Linked DNA regions of Homo sapiens: region 2 is linked to region 1. A link is a loop called in an ENCODE intact Hi-C map of the cell type or tissue named here. Cell type or tissue: A673. All regions are shown on one strand. Each heading gives the region's core, and the rest is flanking DNA. Links, peaks and the distances in the headings are about the cores only.

The links. A loop is a pair of places that touch in the nucleus more often than their neighbours do. Peaks named below come from ENCODE experiments on the same cell type or tissue, not always from the same donor. Only the 100,000 strongest peaks of a DNase experiment are listed, where the experiment ranks them.
Region 2: it touches region 1 in a loop (8-fold over the local background); 2 of 110 quality-filtered maps call a loop at or near these places.

Annotation. Positions count from the first base shown.
Region 1 is chr13:89,690,648-89,702,239 of GRCh38, forward strand. No RefSeq gene overlaps it. Among named protein-coding and RNA genes, the nearest start is that of LINC00353, 130 kb to the left of the region's middle. In A673, for the core only: a CTCF peak has its summit at 5,201 (motif pointing left); DNase peaks (open chromatin) are centred at 3,104 and 5,184.
Region 2 is chr13:89,515,286-89,526,877 of GRCh38, forward strand. No RefSeq gene overlaps it. Among named protein-coding and RNA genes, the nearest start is that of LINC01040, 21 kb to the left of the region's middle. In A673, for the core only: no CTCF peak of the experiment used is centred there; a DNase peak (open chromatin) is centred at 6,604; H3K27ac peaks cover 1,576 bases.

The DNA of each region.
Region 1 (11,592 bases), core at 1,544-9,543:
AGGTGGAGCTTGTAGTGAGCCGAGATCGTGCCACTGCACTCCAGCCTGGGCGACAGAGTGAGACTCCATCTCAAAAACAAACAAACAAATAAACAAAACAATATTGGGCTTGGGACTTATGTTCTTTCAAATACCTGAAAAGTCTTTGCAGGAAGGATGAGCACAAATAAGCCCAGACTGTGAAGGCTACAGTAAATACCTAACTCTTAAATACGCAGATACCAATGAACACCTGCAAACATCAAGATCATCCAGGAAAGCATGACCTCTCCCAAAGAACTGAACAAGGCACTGGGGACCAATTCTCGAGAAGCAGAGATATGCGATCTTTCAGGGAGAGAATTCAAAATAGCTGTTTTGAGGAAATGCAAAGAAATTCAAAATAACACAGAGAAGGGATTCACAATCTATCAGGTAACTTTAACAAATAGATTGAAGTAACTAAAAAGAATTAAGCAGAAATTCTAGAGCTGAAAAATGTGATTGACATACCAAAGAATGCATGAGACTCTCTCAACAGCAGAATTGATCAAGCAGAGAAAAGAATTAGTGAACTCAAAGAGATGCTATTTGAAAACACACAGTCAGAGACGACAAAAAAAAAAAAAATGAAGCGTGCCTACAAAATCTAGAAAATAGCCTCAAAAAGGAATATCTAAGTTATTGGCCTTAAAGTGGAGGTAGAGAAAAAGAGGTAGAACACCCCAAACCTAGATAAAGATATACATTCAAGTATAAGAAGGTTATAGAACACCACGCAGATTTAACCCAAAGAAGACTACCTCAAGGCATCTAATAATAAAATTCTCAAAAGTCAAGGATCCTAAAAGCAACAAGAGAAAACAAACAAATAACACACAGTGGAACTCCAATACATCTGGCGACAAACTTTTCAATGGGAAACTTACAGACCAGGAGAAGTGGCATGACATATTAAAATGCTGAAGAAAAAAAAATCACTCTTGAATAGTATATCTGGCAAAAATATGCTTCAAGAATGAAGGATATTTCATGCTTGAAGGATATTTTCCTTTAGACTTTCACAGACAAACAAAAGCTGAGGGATTTCATCAACACCAGATCTGTCCTATAAGAAATGCTAAAAGGAACTATTCAATCTGAAAAAAAAAAAAAAAAAAAAGGATATCAATGACCAATAAGAAATCATCTGAAGGCACAAAACTTACTGGTAACAGAAAGTACACAGAAAAACATAGAATATTATAAGATAGAATATTATAAGACTGTAATTGTGGTGTGTAAACCACTCTCGTCTGAAGTAGAAAGACTAAATAATGAACCAATAAAAAATATAAGTACAACTTTTTAAGACACAGTACAATAAGACAGGAGAAATAACTAAAAGTCATAAAAACAAGAGGATGAAGTTAAAGTGTATAGTTTTTATTAGTTTTACTTCTGTGTGTTTGTTCATTTGTGTATGCAAGCAGTGTTGTCATTAGTTTAAAATAATGAGCTATAAGATAGTATTTGCAAGCCTTATAGTAATATCACAGAATAGGGTATTCAGCCATATGAAAGAGTGAAATCCTGCCATTTGCAACAACATAATTGGAACTGGAGGGCAATATGTTAAGTGAATAGGTCATTATGTTAAGGTGGTGGAGAGTAGAAATACAGTTACCAGAGGCTGGGGAAGGTAGTTGGGGGGTTGTTGGGGTGGTGGGGATAGTGAATGGGTACAAAAAATAGAAAAAATGAACAATGCTTAGTATTTAATAGCACAACAAGATGACTATAGTGAAAATAATTTAATTGTACATTTTAAAATAACTGAAGGAGTAAAATTGGATTATTTTTTACACAAAGGATAAATGCTTGAGGGGATGGATACCCCATTTTCCGTAATGTGATTATTACGCTTTGCATGTCGGTGTCAAAATATCTCATGTACCAATTAAACATGTACAACTACTTTATATCCACAAAAATTAAAAGTTAAGAAAAATATTAAAAGGTATAAGTTGAAACCTATCAAAAGTTTTATTTTTCTTTCTCAAACATTATAAAAGAAAGCTGTAATTACAGCATGCAGACAACAATTTATTATCTTTTGTTTTTGTTTGAGTTCTATCGCAGTGAATTATCTCAAGAGTTTAAAAAATAAAGTTATTCTCCAAAATTTATTTAAAAAAATAGACAATCTCCCATTTCCCTTTCATTGACATAGTACCTTTATAGCTTTTCGGCTGAATATTTTGGCATTTTCTCAAAATAACAGCTTGCATTGTTACTTTTTTACTTTTTGAATTTTGACATTATATATGCATTGACTTGCTACTTTGGAAGATAATAGATGTCTGTTTTTTGCTGTCCACCAGATACAAAGTTAATTTATCTGTCCTTTTATCCTTCCAATACAGTAATATTATAAATATGATTAGATATTTTGCACTTATTATTATAATTTGGTAAATGTTACATACAGATAAGCATGTAATTACTGTGACTCAATTTTCTACCTTTTAAAAAAGCATTAAATATTGTCATGTTACGTGTGTTTGATTCTCTCTCTTTTTCTCTGTCTCATTTTTTTAACTGTTTTCAATATGTACATTTTACCAATGGAACTCCCAGCAAACTTTCGTTTTCAACTTCTTATTTCCGGGCACTTGAAGCATTTGAGAAATTTCCTGATCTTGGAGGAATGTCCCGTGAAGATTTCTGTCATGCTCCATTCTAGGTAGCTGTCTCCTACACATTCTATTCAGGCCTCACTGTGCAATCTTCCTTTTTCATTGTTACAACTCTCAATCTCTTTCTTTCATGTTTTCCATTTTTCTTTATGTCTCCTTATTTTCCCTTATGCTCCCTTTTCCTGAGGTGCTTCTTCACTTTACTGATGCATAGCTGCCAATAGGTTCCTGAAAAAGAGTACACAATAAGTATGTTTTGAGAGCTTTTATGTGTAAAACATCTTTATTTTACCTTAATATTTAATTGACAATTTGGTTTATAAGAGTAGGTCAGGGAAAGATAAGCACGCCTGGCCAGTGTCTTAGTATCAGGGAGGAGGTTTACTTGTTCCTGTGGTAACAGGAAGTGATTTGGGCCCGAGGGGTTCCGCCATACACAGGCTTAAAGTCCTTGGGGAGCATGTCTAGCACTTCCGGGGTTGGAGTGTTGAAGTACTCTTTGTTGATCTTAACTCGATTGTCATCTCAATCTTTTAGTTCCTGCTTTAAAAAAATTAGAATATTATTATTTGCCTCATATGGTTGTGATTATTATAAAATAAGATTACATGTGGCAAAAACATGGCATGGTTGGAGATTGAAGAGTATGTTGATTGAAAACTGGGGCTGCGGTGTAAGAATTTCTGGGTTTGAATCTTGACTACCTCATTTGTTTTGCTGTATGAAGTTTAGCAAGTTATTTTTGCCTCTCTATACCTCAAATTCACTTGTGAAATGTGGATAATAAAATAATAGTACCTTCTTCATAAAATCATTGCAACGTTTACACATGAAGTAGAATTATATATATTTAACTCGATGGTCACAGAGTAAAAGAACAACAGATATTACATATGATTATTATTTATAAAAGCATTCTAGCCAGAGCTTGGTACACTCAAAAACATACTTTTTTTAAATTCTCAATTGTCACAATTCTATTTGCAAGTATTTTAATAATTCATAACCATAACCTAGCTAGATAATATTCAAGATTTAAAAAATGGAACCTTAATTGAAACACTATTGTGAACAACCTTGTTGGTATTTTATGTGGAATAAAATTAAATAAACAGATTGTTTTTAATGGTTGAAATAAATATGCACAATAAAATGAAAGCTATGTTAGATATATATTTCAAGCAAACTATAGAATTTCATGACTAGCATCACAGAAAATCTATGAAACTGGTTTTTAACTACCATCATTATATAGTTCTTTCTCAAGGAAATTGAAGACTGACAACCGTGTTTCCATCTGGAAACATCTAACATCTGTGATTGTAAACATCAAAACACAGCTGTTGCAGTTCTGAGTAAGCACTCCAATTTATTTATTTTTGACTTAAAAAAAATCTTCAGTTTTCATCAAACATCACAGTTGTTAAGTCATGTTCTTACAGCAGGAGGAAAAACAATTAAGAGAAATCACTATATCAAACATTTAAGAACAATACTCTTTTTGTATTTCATTTAGAGGGAATCAAATCTTACTGTGGTTTAAGAAAAGCATTTTGGAGGGGGTTCCTTTTTTTTAAGAAACCCCAGAATTTAAAGCTACAAGGATTTTAGAGATCATTATGTACATTGATCAGATATTTTTGAAAAACACAACAATGTTCAAAGGGAAAAATTGGGCTACTCAAGTTCACACAGGCAGGTGGTCTCAAGGCAAGGAATAGAATAGTCTTATTCTAGTGTTTGGCATTGGAGCTTCACATTAATTTTAATAAGAAAATGTCTTGCTAAAAAACAAGTGTATCTCGGTGTAATATAAAATTTTAATTATACATGATTCTAAAAATGATTCCATTTAAAGAATATCATATTAAAATTGATTTTAACTATTATACGTACAAGTAGTTCTGTAAATAATGCCAAAAACTTGAATCACTTTACCAATTCTTAATCATAGTTCTAATTCAGTTTCAGATAGACTAGCTCCTTTAACTGTACCCTCCCCTTTTGTAGCCAGGAAGACCTGAAGAAAAAAGTTCTGCAGATTTAGTCCTTAAAGCATGCTCACCAGTTTTTATTCTCTACTGGCCTGCAAACTCCTTGAAGGTGTATGGTTTCAGATCTCTTTTGTATTCTGCATTGAAGCACAGACTCTTTCAACTGATGCATTGTTTGGTTTTTCAGTCTTCTTTCCTTCATCCTAGTAGACAGGGTCATCCTGGGCTCCAGGCTCTGCAGTCTGAAGCCAGGTCCATATCCTAAGGCTCTCCTTCCAGATGCCTGGCTACCACCCATCTGGAAGGTTAAGATGGCAGGGATTCCTTTAATCTGAAGAAAGTGAGATGCTTTGATTGGACCAGTCTTGATGACCTAGCTAAAAGGGCAACACCAATTCAGTAACACCAGGTTCTGATTACCAGTATTACTGATTCTGATTTGCAAGATCTGGGCAGACGTTAGAGGTTGTAGTTTATACTTCAGCGGTAACCTTTGAGAAGCCAAGTTTAAAGCTGGAAAATTCTCTCCTATGGTACACGAGTGCCTCCAAGTGGCAGAAAATTAAGGTGCATGGGTATAACTGAAAGCTAAACACCATACCCAGTTGCACCCAAGCACACTGGCATCTTGGTAGTGGTTGTTTCTGCCAGAGAGAGTCACAGGTAACTTAATTATATATTTTGGATATGGCCAACCTTCGAATTTTAACTGTAAGCTTTCTTTAAAATAGGCAAAGAGGATGATATGATTTACATAACTAGCTTCAATCTTCATCTGTAAGATTTGGAAAATGATTCCTAACTCATAAGAATATTGCAGGAATTAAATGAATTAAAATGCTTATACCAGTGCCTGGCATATGTGATATGATATTGGTAATATGTAGCAACTATTGGTAGTATGATATATGTTGTATATACTAAATAGTATATCTTATGTTGTATATATTCCATGTATGAATATATAATATATAATATTTATAATATAAATATATAACATATTACATACAATGAGTAATATATGCTATGCAATATTCATAATGGGAAATATAATATTGAACATATAATGTATAATATTATTATTATGAGATTCATAATTTTTTTGCAGGGGATTGGGCTACAAAATGATTTGACTTTTTTTTGAGAATTGTACAAGAGAGCTATCCATCAGCAAGGATGGATTCAGTGGCTCAATAAGTTGTGGAGATTTGGGCATTTTAACATGGAAATCAAGTGGAATTATTGCAAATTTTCCATACAATCAAAGGCCCAAAATGGAAGCCCGATATTATAAAATGGCACAAGAAACTGAGTGCTCTTCCCACTCATCAATAGTCTAATAGACTGAAAGAAACTTTCTCAAATCTTTGAGAGACATGTATGCATTCCCTCCTTCCCAACCACGATGGCCAAGAATGAAAAAGAGCATTTGGTGCTAATTGCCTTTATCTATTACCTAGTAACAGCAGCAGAGCAGTTGGCTGCTGGAATGAGCTGTCATGCCATTAGTTGACTCAAAGTTGGCACTAACACATGGATGCCCAGTTTGTGAACGTCCAGCTCACCCTTTCAGGAGATACACTAGTTCTTATATTATAAAGGATTTCAGTTCTCAGGACTAAGAACAGTATCCCTGACATAGTAAAGCTACTATTCTGTGACCTGTCAAAAATTTAATCTTCTGATTTTCAGAAACTAGTCTAATGGGACTCAGTTGACTTAATTGGCCATTCTTTCTGCCCAATCTCAGCTGAAATTTTTTTTATTTTTATAGATTTAGGGGTAACAAGTGTAGTTTTGTTACATGGATATATGTAATGGTGAAATCTGGGCCTTTGGTGCACCCATGATCCAAACAGTGTACACTGTATCCAAAAAGTAATTTTTTTTTTATCAGTTCCTACCCTCCCGGCTTCCCACCATTTGGAGTTTCCAATGTCTATTATTCCCCTCTTATGTCCATTTGTACCCATTGTTTAGCTCCTGCTTATAAGTGAGACCATACGTTATTTGACTTTTGGTTTCTGAGTAATTTCCCTTAGGATAACGGCCTCCAGTTTCCAAGCATGTTGCTGCAAAAGACATGATTTCATTTTTCAAAAAATGGCTGAGTAATATTAAGGGTTACTGAGTAGTAGTAGCAGGGATTTTTTTTTTTTTTTAACTTGTTGAGTTGTTTCATTTTCTTGTAGATTCTGGATATTAGCCCTTTGTTGGATGCATAGTTTATAAATATTTTCTCCCGTTCTGTAGATTGTCTGTTTACTCTGATGATTCTTTCTTTTTCTGTGTAGACTATTTTTACTTAAATCCCTTTTGTCTAATTTTATTTATTGTGTTTGCCTTTGAAGACATAGTCATAAATTATTTGCCTAGGCCAGTGTTCAGAATAAATTTTTCTATATTTTCAGGTCTTATGTTTACGTCATTTATCAAACATAGATAATATGTTTGATAATAATAATATGATAAATATGATATTTATCAAACATAGATATCTTTTGGAGGAGTCTTTACGGTTTTCTAGGTCTAAGATGATACCATCAGTGATTATAGACAATTGACTTCCGCTTTTCCTATTTGGCTGCCTTTTATTTTTTTCTCTTGCCTGATTGCTCTTGTTAGGTCTTTGTATACTATGCTGTATAGAAGTGAGGGTTGGGCATCCTTGTCTTGCTCTAGGTTTAAGGGGAATGCTTTCAAGTTTTCCCTGTTCAGGATAATGTTTGTTGTGGGTTTGTTGTATATGCATTTAATTATTTTGGGTGTGTTTCTTGGATGTCTAGTTTTTTGAAGGTTTTTGTCATGAAGGTATGAGGAATTTTATCAAATACTTTTTCAGTATCTATATATCTATAGAGGTCATCATAGGTTTTTGTTTATAATTCTGTGTGACACTGATGATACATTAAGTTTGTGGGTTCTTTGGAGAAGAGAAACAGATGGGGATATGATTATCTAATTCTCTAGATTTTCCAATATTCTGTAACATCCTAGAACTCATCTTGTGGAGAGCTCCAATTTAACTTTCTCTTCTAAAATCAGAATAGATTAACAATCATTGCATTCTTTTTTTTTTTTTTTTTTTGAGATGGAGTCTTGCTCTGTCGCCCAGGCTAGAGTGCAGTGGCGTGATCTCAGCTCACTGTAACCTCCGCCTCCCGGGTTCAAGCGATTCTCCTGCATCAGCCTCCCATGTAGCTGGGATTACAGGCACCTGCCACCACACTTGGCTGATTTTTGTATTTTTAGTAGAGATGGCATTTCACCATCTTGGCCAGGCTGGTCTCGAACTCCTGACCTCATGATCCACCTGCCTCGGCCTCCCAAAATGCTGGGATTACTGGCGTGAACCACTGCTCCTGGCCACATTATTTTCATTTTTAATTGCTTGATATTAAAATCCATTCAATTAACTTGGCCTATGTAGATAGTTTAATTTTAATACATAACGCTGAGGCTAAAAAGAAGATAAATATTTTTGTCCTGAAGGACATTTCGAGATTACTTCTAAACTGTTTACTTGAAGAGGATGAAACAGTTGTGTAAGAGAATAATACAAAGAAAATTATAAAGCCTAATCTTTGCTTTAGTTGTATATTTTACTCGAAAAAGCATGTTTGCTTTATTGAAAAATAAGTTAGTTTCATTAATTTAATATCAAATATTGAATATTATTGGTCTTTCTAACAAAAATAATTTAATAATTAAAAAATAGAAAATGAAAGAGGAGGTTTCTCTTGTCAAAAAACGTTGTGTGCTTTACAGAAACTTTACTTTGGAAATCACTAGAATAAAGAATCTGGCCTTTAATTTAATCTTCACTGTGGTAGTTTAATAAATATATACTGTGGTCTCCCATTTTATCCACCAAAGATCAGTGATGTGTGAAATTGGAACAGGTGTCAGATATTAAAGAACACTCCGTGATAAAGTTTGTAAAGAAGAGAATTAAATAATACTTATTTCATGGTTATGCTGTACCATAAAAATAACAGTACCTTTAAAGCTCACAACAACCATGTAACAGACATATTATCGTCTCAAATTTTCAATGCGGGAAACAAAACCTCAGTAAATGCTCTTATTTGTTCAAGGTCCTGAAGGAAATTCAGGCTCTATTTTGGACCCCAATCATGTGTCAGTTGCCAAAGTCTATCCACTATATTATTCTACTTCATATTAAGAAGATACCTGCTTTTCTAAGATAGCACCACAAGGGATAATCAGGGGAACAATTTTGTAGAAAATAGTCAGAAATATGTTGGTAGGGGGTGCTTTGGTTGGTGGCATAATGGGAAAAATTTGGTAGTGATAGAGATGTTTTGTTTTCAAATTTCAATATTTATTTTCTTGGATGCCATTTTAATAGAAGTACTAAAGAAATTTGGTCTGACCTTGAAATTAAACTTCTGAATTTATCACTATTCAAATAAATGACTCTTGGCCGGGCGCGGTGGCTCACGCCTGTTATCCCAGCACTTTGGGAGGCGGAGGTGGGCGGATCACGAGGTCAGGAGATTGAGATCATCCTGGCTAACATGGTGAAACCCCGCCTCTAGTGTAAATACAAAAAAAAAAAAAAAAAAAAATCAGCCAGGCGTGGTGGCGGGCGCCTGTAGTCCCAACTACTTGGGAGGCTGAGGCAGGAGAATGGCGTGAACCCGGGAGGCAGAGCTTGCAGTGAGCTGAGATCGTGCCACTGCACTCCAGCCTGGGCGACAGAACAAGACTCCGTCTCAAAAAAAAAACAACAAAAAAAAACCCTCTTAGCTTTATAGCTAAGAATAGATACTTGAGACAGTCTGCCCTGGTTTAAATTCTAGTTCTTCCAGTACTGGCTGCATAACTTCACGCAAGTCACTTTACAATATCTGGTGATTATGAAAGATACTAGCTTTTATTTCTTTTTTTAAATTAAACTTTAAGTTCTAGTGTACATGTGCACAACGTGCAGGTTTCTTACATACGTTTTTATTTCTGAAGAAATTAAAAATCTATGTCTGCTACGTGGTAAAAACTACATGCATCTGGTCTATGTAAGTGCTACACATTTTTATATTTTAATACTGGAAGATAACATCACTTTGGATCTTTGTGGTAGGAGTTTAATATGATCATGGTACTACAAAATAGGGGATTTGTTTTTAGCCTTGGCTTCCAGGAAGAAAAGGCTAACCTGAAAAATATTGACAACAAAAGAGAGAACACAAGAGCATAGATCACATAGTACATCAGAGACCACAGATCTAGAACAAATAATACATACATTATTTGTTCTAGGGAACAACAAATAAATAACTTTTAGAATATATATACCACTATTAAGAGAAATTTACAAAGCATAACCTATTTGGAGAGACGTAGTCTGGTAAGGAATATCTGAAAATAAACTTTTAATCATTTCCTGGTGAGAAGTCAGAGAATTCAGAAATTTCACAGGAAAGCAAAATTCTACACAGATGGATGTGGGAAAATATAAGGAACAAGGAGTAGATGACCGGCAGAATTCGAATAATGAGAAAGCTTGTACCATCTACATGAGGATATTTCTGGGCTTTATTACTGCTAGTGAAATGCTACCTGCAGGCCGGGCGCAGTGGCTCACGCCTGTAATCCCAGCACTTTGGGAGGCCGAAGCGGGTGGATCATGAAGTCAGGAGATCGAGACCATGGTGAAACCCCGTCTCTACTAAAAATAGTAGCTGGGTGCAGTGGCGGGCGCCTGTAGTCCCAGCTGCTCCGGAGGCTGAGGCGGGAGAATGGCGTGAACCCGGGAGGCGGAGCTTGCAGTGAGCCGAGATTGCGCCACTGCACTCCAGCCTGGGCGACAGAGCGAGACTCTGTCTCAAAAAAAAAAAAAAAAAAAAAAAAAAAAAAAAAAAAACACATGCTACCTGTAAAAAATAATTAAAAAGGTGGCTGAAGTTGCAATCAAAACTGTACAATTTAATATAGGTAGATTTATTTTTTATGCTTAAATTAAATTTTGGCCAGGCGTGGTGGCTCAAGCCTGTAATCCCAGCACTTTGAGAGGCTGAGGTGAGTGGATCACCTGAGATCAGGAGTTTCAGACCAGCCTGGCCAACACGACGAAAACCTGTCTCCACTAAAAATACAAAAATTATCCAGTCGTGGTTGCACCCGCCTGTAGTCCCAGCTACTCAGGAGGCTGAGGCAGGAGAATCGCTTGAACCTGGGAGGCGGAGGTTGCAATAAGCCGAGATTCCCCCACTGTGATCCAGCCTGGGTGACTCCATCCCCGCCACCCCCCTCCACCCCCCCAAAAAAATGTACAATGAAGAGTTCAATCACATCAAGAACTGGGGAAGGTCTGAGATTTTCTGTGATTTGCAAGCTGACGTGTGAAACTGACACAATTCCATAGATGCATATAAAACTCTTGGATCAGAGATGAAAGAATGAATAATTTTCAGAAAAAGCAGTAGTCAGAGTATCACCATATATGCAATGGTAGCTCTGCTGTTCAATTCTTTAGGGTGATATGAGGAGCCACAATGAAGGCAGAACACACAATGAGTTGTGGAATACCTAAGGAACACAAAACAAGAGATCAATAGTTTTTTGTTTGTGTTTATTTGTTTTTAGCAAGCCGCAAAGATTTTACCAATTAGCAAATTAGCCAGTCTACTTTCTCTTGGAAAGTGGGAAGCTACGTAGTGATCACACTGCAGTTTTCTTAACCTACCAGTTGCCTATGTGACTAGCCATAGAAAGTGCTCAGTATTAGAAGACAGGTAAGCCTTGCTGTCTGGCACAGTTAGCAAGAAGGTGCAGGAATGCTGAGGACTCACGATGGAACGCTGAGGACTCATGATGGAATGCCTTTCCAAATAAATGGTCTTCCGTAATGGCATTTACAACTTTTTTAAAATAATGAGGTTAAGACCTCGCGAATAACTGCCATAGCTATGCATCAG
Region 2 (11,592 bases), core at 1,710-9,709, 180 kb before region 1:
TTTGCTCTTTCCACCTATTCAAACGCTAATCTCTTCCAGAAATACCCTCACAGACACACACAGAAATAATGTATTACCATCCATATGGTTATCCCTTGGCCCAGTCAAGCTGACACCTAAAGGTAACCATTATGAAAAGGTTTTAATTTCTTTCTAAGTGTAATGAAAAACCGTTAATTTAAGCTGAAAAATCGCATAATTTCATTTTTAAATAAGATTTCTCTATCTGCTCAGTGGAGAGGGTGGAGAAGAAAGCGGAGAAGCTAGCCCAATGTATTCACCTAAACAAGAATGATTGTGACTTTTCTAAAATGGTTAAAACTGAAAGGTAGCGATTCCCCCAGAGCTATAATTTGGAGGTGACATGAACAAGATTTAAAGATTGATAGTGTGTATGAATTTAAGAGTGAATTCTTGGTCTGAATATATTGATTTTGTAGAGAGAATCTTCTTTTTCCTAAATTATATAAGCAATTTTATAAAATCTATGGAGTCTATTATTTTTTTCCTGGAAAGGACAACAACAACATGAGGAAAAGATATCACATCCACTTTAGTGAAATTATTACCACATAGCTTATCAAATATTTTATTATATAAAATATGTCATTGCCTTGGCATTTTAATAATACTTTCAAATCTAATGGTAATACTTTCAAATAAGATTAAATTCACAAGTATACAATTTTTAGACTAATACCAGTATTGGGATTCAATGATTTTTGGCCAAGGTGAGAAAAGATTTCCTTAAACCTCATACTGCTAATCAGGAAAAATAAATAAATAAAATAAGTTATTTAAGCATTTATTTAAATAACTAGAAAAAGTAGTAATGGTTTATTTTAATTATTTTAAATAATTAAATTATTTAAGTAAATTAAATGATTAAATTATTTAACTAAATTAAGTGATTGAATTATTTAATTTTAATAACTTTGTTAAAAAATTTTCAGGTTATTATCACATTTTAATCCCTTAAGGGAATTTCAGTCCACCTTAAATACGTCTCCATTTAAGATGTGTTTTGAAGTTACAGTTAATGTAAAATACTAAAATGCCTCCAGCATTCTTCTGTTATATTGCTTGGAATCCTTTCAATGGTCATGTCTTGTTTTCATTAATTTGTTAACAGATGATGGGGGGTATTTGGTATACTCACATCAAATCCTGTATTAATTAGACCAGGTGAGGTGGCTAACACCATAATCCCAGTACTTTGGGAAGCCAAGGCAGGTGGATCACCTGAAATCAGGAGTTCAAGACCAGCCTTGTCAACATGGTGAAACCCCATCTCTACTTAAAATACAAAAAAAAATTATCTGGGCGTGGTGGTGCACATCTGTAATCCCAGCTACTTGGGAGGCTGAATCAAGAGAATTGCTTGAACTCAGGAGGCAGAGGTTGCAGTGAGCTGAGATCACACCACTGCACTCCAACCTAGGTGACAGAGTCTCACTCTGTCACAAAAAAAAAAAAAAAAAAAAAAAAAAAAAAAAAAAAGATCCTGCATTAATTAGAGTTCTAAATAGTTTCCCATCAGAAATGAGTGCATTTTTTTGCATTCTATTTTTATTTTTTACAAAATAGCCAAACAATAAAAAGAACACAAATAGAAAGCATAGGAAAAAAAGGATTCTTTATACTGAATAATATTAGCGCTCTCAAAATTCTCCAGTGGAACTGAATCTCCCGCACTTCTTCAGTGATGACACTGGAGACTCTTGAAAGATGAGCTACAACATTTGATTAAACTTTCTATTTTCACAAAAGGAAAGGTGTGATGCTATTTTACATATCAATAATTTAAAATGATCTATGTTAATCATGTTCATTTTTTTCAAATTCACCTAAAATTTTTAGCATTAATTTAATATTGTGATTACTTGGGCTCTAGAATTGTCTACTGTTTCATTGCAGTTGCAATCCTAAGAAATATTTTTTTAAGAGAAGTGTCAGTTCTTAATTCTATAGTGGAACTAATGAATGTAGTCGAAAAGCCATGTTCTGTGGCTCATAACTTATGCAATTATATCTCTTAAGGAATACGTCACATTTGAAATATAATATGGTAGACTGAATAACATATTCTTCACTCCCACAATATCACAATCCTAATATCCAGAATCTGTAAATATGTCATCTTATAAGGCAAAGGGACTTTGCAGATGTAATTAAGTTAAGGATCTTGGGAAAGGCAGATGAGTCAGATTATCCAAGTGGCTCCATGTAATCACAGTGGCTTTATAAGGAGATAGCAGAGAAAGAGGCAGAGAAAGAAAACAATGAATGATGGAAGGAAAGAGAGGGGGAAAAAAAGGCCGTCTGATGGCCAGAAGGAAGGAATGAGGACAGCCTTCAAAAATGGGCAAAACAAGGAAATGGATTGTCTCCTAGAGTTGTAACTGCCCAATGGATTCTTCTTGCCCACTGCACAGATAGAGCCAAGTTACTAACAGTGTTATCACAATAGAGAAAGAGCTTAATAAAAGCAGAGCCAGCTAGACAGAAAAGCAGAGTTTTATAACTCAAATCAGTCTCCCCCAAAATTTGGAGACTAGGGATTTTTAAGGATAATTTGGTGGGCAGGGGGCTACTGAGTGTGGAAGGCTGATTGGCCAGGTGGGGGATGAAATCATAGGAGTCAAAGTAGGTTTTTCTTTCTGTGGTCTTATTTCCTGAGTGGGATTGTAGAATGAGCGGAGCCACTTTACTTATCTGGGTGGTGCCAGCTGATCCACCAGAATGTAGGGTATTAAAAAAATCTCAAACACCTATCTTAGATTTTACAATAGTAATATTATCCGTAGGAGTGATTGGAAAGGTTAGAAATCTTGTGGCCTCTGGATGCATGACTCCTGAGCCATAGTTTCTAATCTTGTGGCCAATTTGTTAGTTTTACAAAATCAGTCTGGTCCCCAGGAGGAGGTTTGTTTTGGGAAGGGGCTATTATCATTTTCATTTCATAGTTAAACTATAAACTAAATTCCTCCTGTTGTTACCTGGGCCTGTGCAAAGTAATGAACAAAGGCAGCTTGGAGGTTAAAAGCAAGATGGGGTCGGTTACATCAAGTTTCTTTCACTGTCATAATTTTCCTATGTGAACCAAAAGTAAAATTCTAAGTAAGCCCCACAACTGACCAAATGAACCTTCTTCTTAGCCAAGGGGATTCAAAGGAACCTGAAAAACTAGTTCAGGCCATGACAGGGAAGGGGTGGGGGGTTGGACATGCCTCATTACACTCTCCTCCCGTTGGAGTTTAGGCACAAACTGACCAGCATTAACATTAAAACAAAGATCTTAAGACTTATAAAACAGACTCTTTGTAGCAATATGATACCAAATTCCAACCTAACTCTGGTTTAACATCACATGACGGATAACAGGCCCTGAAAGAAATAAAAGTATTTTACCCCAAAATATATTTATTTGAAATATTTTGAAATGGCTCTGCAAAGCTATCTCTTGTGGGAGAAATTTACATTGTGTATAGAAATCCCTTACTCTTTCTAGGACTTTTTCTGATCCTCAAGAGATTAGATGAGGACATAGCACCTTTTAAAGGTCTGAAACATTTGTGATCTGTTGCCTGTAAAGGCCACCTGTGAGGCTTCATCTACATAACAAGAACCTTGGTCTCCACAACCACCTATCTTAACACAGATACTACTTTCTATTGATTCCAGATCTCTAGATAATAATGTAACTCTTTCATCCAATTTCCAATCAGAAAATCTTTGAATCTACTTATGACCTGGAAGCCCTCGCTTCAAAAAGTTCTGTCTTTCCATACTGAACTAATGTACCCCACATGCATTGATGGATGTCTTATGTCTCCCTAAAATGTATAAAATCGAGCTGTAACCCAACCACCTTGGACACATGTTTCTCAAGACCTCCTAGGGCTGTGTCATGGGTCATAATCTTTAACTTAGGCAAATTAAACTTCTAAATAGATTGAGACCTGTCTCAGATACTTCTTAATTTCCATCTATGTCAGATTTTTCTCACTGTCATAATTTTTGCCAGTTTCAGAGTCTCTAGAATGAACTGCCTCTGCTAATAACTAGAATTTTTCTCAGTCAAACTGATTTTTGACTTCTAACTGCCAGAATGGTAAAATAATAAATTCATGATTTTTAAAGCCACTAAGCTTGTGTTAATTTGCATAGCAGCAAAAATAAGCTAATACAGATTTGACATCAGAAGTAGGGTTTTGTTGTAACAAATATCTAAAATATACAGGTGGCTTTAGAATTGGGTGATGAGTAAAAGACTTTAAGAATTTCAAGAAGCATCATAGCAAAAGCCTGGTATGGTTTTCTCAGACTACTGGTGAAAATATGAATATCAAATACCTCCAGTGAGGGCTCAAAAGTAAGTGACGAATATGGGAATAAAAACTTATATATCATTTTAGAAAGAAACATCATTATCAAAAACAGTCTGCTGGTAGAGATGTGGATATTAAGGGTGCTGCTAGTGAGTTCCCAGGGGGCAGTGAGGAGCATGGTAGAGAAACCTGTTTTTCATATAGAGTACTTACATTATCATAAATAGACTCCTAGAAGTATGTTGTTAAAGACGCTGTTGATGTGGACTGAGAAGGAAATGAGGAACATGTTCTGGGAAATGTGAGGAAAGTGGATTGTTGTTATACCATGTCAGAAAGCCCAGCTGATATTTGTCCTATAGTTGTTTGGAAAGCATAACTTGTGAGAGATGGACTTATATATTTAGCTGAGGAGATTTCCCAGCACAGTGCTGAAGGTGAGACCTGATTTTATCTTACTGTTTATAGTTAAATGCAAGTATAGAGAGAGAAGTTGGGAGAAGAACTGTTAAAAAAAAAAAAAAAAAAAAAAAGGTATCCTGAACCTGCTTTTAGAGACAGCCTATCCAGATTGCAAAAGAACTAAAATTAGGAGACTCACTGTCAGGGAAGAGTGTAGAAAGCCAAGAGTTTGCCTGAACAAACTTTCTCTAGGATCTCAGAAGAAACAAAAGGTCACATTTTGCAGTCACATGGGAGACTCTTGGAAGAGATTACGTGTGTGGTTTATGGATCCATTCAGGCATCTCAGGAGAAAAAATATATATATAGACATGGGCTATTTAGGAAAGACCTGTGCAGAAGCCCCTTTTCTAACAGAATGAACCCCCAGGCATACATGAGAGATTCACAAGATACTTGAAAATGTAATACCAGTCACCAGTCAAGATGCTGCCAGCTTGGACCAAAAGGGACAGAGAAAGGGCTAATGATAGAAGGCTGTCAGACTCCCAAAATTCTACTGGCAGAAAAATAGACCATGAAAATTACACAGCTGCCAACATGTGCTACCTTTCATGTAAAATAAATAATGAATCATAGCCTGGAGCCTAGGGCTCAGAATGCAGAGAAGAGAACCCAGAAGGGTGGAGCCAAAGGCCACAGGTGACTGTTCCCTGGCCTTAAAGGCTAACAGAACATGTCCAGTTGAATTTTGAATTTGCTTGAAAATGGTCACTTATTTTTTCTTTCATTTTCTTCTTTCTGAAAAAAAAATCTATAGCAGTATTCCATGCCTATCACAGCATGACATTGAAGGTGCATATATCTTGTTTTCTAGTTTGTTAAGTGTACACGTGGCAAGGAATTTTGACTAGTATGGATCACACACAGATTCTCATCCATGCCAATCTAGATAATGAGATTTGGGGACTTTTTAGCTGATGGAATTTATATGAGTTTCTGAAATTGAGTTGATGCTGTAATGAGTTGAGATTTGGGGGTCTTTGGAGAGAAGATATTTTGCATATGAGATAGATGTTAGTATTTCAGAAACAAAGAATACCCATGGTTAAATAAAAAATGCCCCTAAAGGTACACACAGCTGATCTCTGTAAGCAGTGAACATGTTACTTTTACATGGCAAAAGGGACTTGCAGGTATGATTAAGTTAAGGGTCTTAATATGGAGAGATTATCCTATGTCATATGGCCCAACGTTACAAAAGCAATGATGAATTAATACATGTACCAATTTTTTCTCACAAAGTCAATCATGATCAACAAGAAAAATTATTGAGTGTTTGCCAAACATGTCGATTACCAGAAACTTTCTCAATATTTTTAACTTTCTTATTAAATTGTTAACATTATATTATTTAAATTGCAATTGGAGATGGATATCATCATCCTCACATATAAAAAGCAAGACAGGAAGGAACTTCTAATTTCTATAGGTCTAGTCTAGAGATCTAGGGAGAGTCTAGGGAGGTTGTTATATTTATATAAATAACTGAGATCTTACAGTTATTAAAAGGAGAACAAGAATAATTAAGGCTGAAGACCGGTTTTAGAAAATATAAATATTAATTTTAAAATGGAAGATATAAATGAATTAACCCAAGTGACTGAGTTATTGAAGCAGCTAGTAGAAGGGAAAAAATAGTGTTTTTAAAGATATCAAGGAAGGAGAAAAATTTGAAAAAGGGGCCGTGAAAACTAACAAAGATACAGCTTACAACTGTTTAAAACTTGACAAATAAAAATTGCTAGTCAAAGGTTGGACAAATTGTCTCCAACCCTTAATAGTGAGGGCTTGTAGTCAGATCAAATAGGACGGGCAGGGAGACAAGGGGGGATAAGAGGATGCCAAAAAAGACAGTGCTGGAGGGAGGGAGGGAGGGAGGGAGGGAAGGAAGGAAGGAAGGAAGGAAGGAAGGAAGGAAGGAAGGAAGGAAAAGAGGGAGGGAGGGAGGGAAGGAAGGAAGGAAGGAAGGAAGGAAGGAAGGAAGGAAGGAAAAGAGGGAGGGAGGGAGGGAGGGAAGGAAGGAAGGAAGGAAAAGAGGGAGGGAGGGAGGAAGAGAGGGAAGGAGGGAAGGAGGGAGGGAAGGAAAGGAAGGGAAAAAAAAGTTACTAATCAAAATTTTCAACAGAAATTTATAAACTTGCCATCAAACACCAAACAATGATGGAAAAGGATTTAGGTTAGTTTGCATGTGTAAATTAAGGAAAAGCCTCAGATATTATCTCCTCCATCTACTAAGTTATATATGTTCAAAGCAGTATCTTTGTATAATAAAATCCAGAAAAAAAAGACTTAATCTTAAAAACAAAGCGCAAAGTAAAACATAAAAAGCGTATTGGCCTCCTTTGCCTGAATTGCTCTTTTGTATTGCTTATTTTCTGACTCACATAGGATTGATTGTTGATCCCTTTCTAGGGGAGGAAAAGAAAGAGGAATAGTGTAACATTATAATTATGTTATATTTCACAGCTTTTGCTTAAAATATCTTGAGTTTTACAAAGTTTTATTAATTTCACAAAATGTATTAAGCAGCTACTAAGAATAAAGAACAGGTAAGATAAAATACAATGGTGACCCTTCAGAAAGCTCTCTGTCCAGTTAAAATAGATATTAATTGTGTAGGTTCATCACATAAATATAAAGTACCATTTTGATAAATAGTTTGCAGTGAAGTAAACATCTAAGTTACTATGAGACCATTTGATAAATAGTTCCTTTTCTCTTTTTCTCATTAGCATAGCTGCAAGTCAGCAGGTAGGGAAAGCAAAGCACTTTCAAATGCATCTAATTTTCGTATATGGTTTTTTGTTGTTCTAGAAGAGTATGGTGTTACTTTCATTAAAACATATTTACAATATTTTGTCAGGAATAAATCTTTGATTTTCATTTCCCTTCTGGCTTACTCATAGTATATATGTGATATTTCATCATATAAATATTCTATTTTCTCCTGAATTCTGGAAGAAAATATTCTATTTTCTCCTGAATTCTGGAAGAAAATATTCTATTTTCTCCTGAATTCTAGAAGAAAGTATTCTATTTTCTCCTGAATTTCTAGAAGGAAACACATATTTACTTTTATAATAAAATATAATGGGAAATAAACTCAACATACAGACAATATAGACATCCTTTAACCACTTAAAACTTAGCTTAGAAAGTTAGCTTAGAAAGCGCTCTCATAAAAATCTCATATACCCTTTATTGTTATTTGAAAAAAGGTTTTTGTTTTGTTTTGTTGCTTTTTTTGGAGACCAGGCTGGAGTGCAGTGGTGGGATTGTGGCTCACTGCAACCTCTGCCTCCTGGGTTCAAGCCATTCTCCTGCCTCAGCCTCCAAAGTAACTGGGATTATAGGTACCCAATACCGTGTCTGGCTAGGTTTTTTTTTTTTTTTTTTGGTAGACACGGCTTTTCACCATGTTGACCAGGCTGGTTTCAAACTCCTGACCTCAAGTGATCTGCCTTCCTTGGCCTCCCAAAGTGCTAGGATTACAGGAATGAGCCACCATGCCTGGTCAAAATAAGGGTTTTTTTTTTTTTTGTTTTGTTTTGTTTTTTTTACTGTTATAAAACCATAATAGCTATGATAGTTAAAAGTGATTACCACTTGCCAAACACTGTTCTTTACTTTATTAATTAATAAAGTAATAAGGCAGAGTTCTTTTCTTAAAAAAATTATACTAGACTTCAAACCCAGATATTCTGAAATACACTCACTATTTCTTGTTTGAGAATCACTACTCTTAAGCATTAAAATAATCCCTTAAAATCTGAAATTAAGCATATCTGATAATCTTATTTTATTATTGAATGTTCTTAAAGAAGCTGCATTGAATAATGACTCTTTCTTATTCAAGAGGGCAAGACTTTATAAATGATGACTTTTTAAATGAAATAATAATCTAAAGCAGTCTCTCTTTAAGCAAATGTAGCTATCTTTAGAAATTCTTTTGGCTACCTCTTTTACAAAGTAATAAAATGAAAATAATCCTGTTTATACTAAAAAATGAATAATTATTTTCTTCTTACTGATACATGTGAATCACTGTAGCATCAATTTCTAAGGTAAACACAGATAAAAAAACTAAAAATTATAGCCATTAGGTTATAGATAAATCGAAAATGTTTTATTCACATTCAATCATTTAACAAATATGAAATACATGTAATATGCCAACCATGATGTTAGTGGAGATGATGGATTAGGCAAGTTTCCTTTCTTAAAGAGCTCATGATGTAAAAGAATGGAGATTAGGAGAAAACACATTGCTATTTCAAGTGCTACTATGGTATCTGGTATCTTTTGGAGGTATTGACTAATAGCAGAAGGAACCACTATCATCCAGGTAAAATAAAGGTAATTGAGATTTGAGGCTAATTTAAAAATATGATAGAAAGTGTCCCAAGTGTTCCACATCATGTTCAATATAAATTCCTCATCATGAACTCTACTAGTTTTAGTTTATCCTAAAAAATAAATTTATTGAAGCCATGGACTTTAAAATTCTAGCAGATCTTTAGTTGTGGCATTCAATAAAATTAAATAAGCTTTAAAAACTAAAGTTCTCCAGTTTCGTCTATGTTGTTGCATATGACATAATTTCCTTCTCTTTTAAGGCTGAATACAATTCATACCTTGGCTATTGTGAATAATGCTGCAATAAACATGGGACTGTAGATATCTCTTTGACAAGCTGATTTCAAATCCTTTTGGATATATAGTCAGAAGTGGGATTGCTGTTGTTTTTTTTTTTTTTTTGGTTTTTTTTTTTTTTCTTGAGACGGAGTCTAGCTCTGTCACCCAGGCTGGAGTGCAGTGGTGCAATCTAGGCTCACTGCAACCTCGGCCTCCTGGGTTCAAGCAATTCTCTTCCCTCAGCACCCCCTAGTAGCTGGGATTACAGGCACCCACCAACACACCCAGCTATTTTTTGTATTTTTAACAGAGACAGGGTTTCACCATGTTGACCAGGATGGTCTCAAACTCCTGACCTCAGAGGATCCACCCACCTCGGCCTCCCAAAGTGCTGGGATTACAGGCGTGAGCCACCATGCCCGGCCTGGTTTTTTAAAAAATGGAATTCTGTCATTTGCAGCAACATAGATGAACATGGAGGACATTAAGCTAAGTAAAGTAGGCACAGAAAGATACTGCATGGTCTCACTTGTATGTGAAATCTAAAAATGTCAAACTCATAGAAGTTGAGAATGGGATGGTTCTTAGCAAAGACTGGGGGATGGGAGGGGAAGGAAGGAACAAGGAATGGGGAGGTGTTGCTCAAAGGATACATTTCAATTAGACAGGAGGAATAGGTTTGGGGTATCTATTGCATAGCATGATGAATATAGTTAATAATAATGTAAGGCATATTTCAAATTTCTAACAGGTTAGATTTTAAATGTCCACAAAACACACAAAAAGTATGTGAAGTGATGAATATGCTAATTAGCTTCATTTAGTCGTTCCATAATGTATGCATATATCAAAACCATTGTACCTCATAAATGTATACAATTATTCTTTTAATTAAAGATAAAATAAAACAAAACTATTCTTCTCAGTGTCTTATTTTCAGAGATTCTGATTTTATAAACGAGTCTTTCAAAGTGGGAAACTGAGTGGGATTGAGCGAAATTCATGTCGTAATAGTTTAGAAGTGGTGGACACAGAGGAGCGACAATCTTAAAGCATGTTCATAAGTAAAATTTTGTCTGATAAGTGAGCTGTTTGAGCAGAAGACATGTTACCCAGATGTGCAAACTGTTTCTCAAATAAATGGGTTTGCAGAAATTTTCAGAAGCAATGAGTAAAATTATTTATTGATTTATGGTTTTATCATGTTGGGCAGAAATTTCTTGGAAATAAAAAATTAACTTATGTTGACACAACTGACCAAAGTTCTCAATCTTCACTGTTAAGCTATGTGCATTCAGATGTCCTCAGTTCCTAACCCTTGGATGTGTTATATTTTTAGTTGAGATTTTTAATTACTGCACAAATATTAGTATTATCAATGGGCTTGTGTTCTCTTAATGATTTTTCTTAGTAATATAGTATATCTGAAGAGGCGTTGTTGTCTATGGCAGTAAATACCCGAGGTCTGTTATCTCTTGCCAAGGGAATCAAGGACAAGGACACACAGGTGGTGAGCTTTAGAAAAGAAGTGTAATAGGCAAAAGAATGAGAAAAGAGAATAGCTCTCCCTCATGCAGACAGAGGGCCGCCCAAGCGGGTCTTTTGGTCCCTTGGTGAAGTGAACCGGGTTTTATAGAATGGCTTGAGGAGGCAGTGTCTGATTTACATTGGGCCCAAAAATTGGTTGGATCAAGTGTGACTTTACATAGCACATGCAAAGAAGCTTGGCCACCCAACCCTAATCTTTTATTATGCAAATGAATTTTCTCCCTGGCCAGCACCATGTTGTCAGCTCCTTACTGTACACGTGGTTGGCAAAGAAAACGGAAGATGGAGCCGCCATGTTGAACGTGCCTAGCCCTGAGGTAGCCTTTTCCTATTGGCACAGCTGGCTGGCATTCACTCGTGCAAGCTTCCAGCTTGCTTCTATGTCTGCAGCTCAATTTTATAGGCTGCTTTTTGTTAGAAAAAAAATGATTTGGGGCTGCTTTTTATTAAAATAGAAACCTTACCAAGGACTTCCTTATCCTCACTATCTGCCTAAACAATTTCTTTTTAACTCCTATATCATATTGACTACATACATTTAACTATAGTATTACATTTAAACGTTTATGATACTGTGCCCAATAGCTTGATGTGTTAATTTACAAGGAGTTTG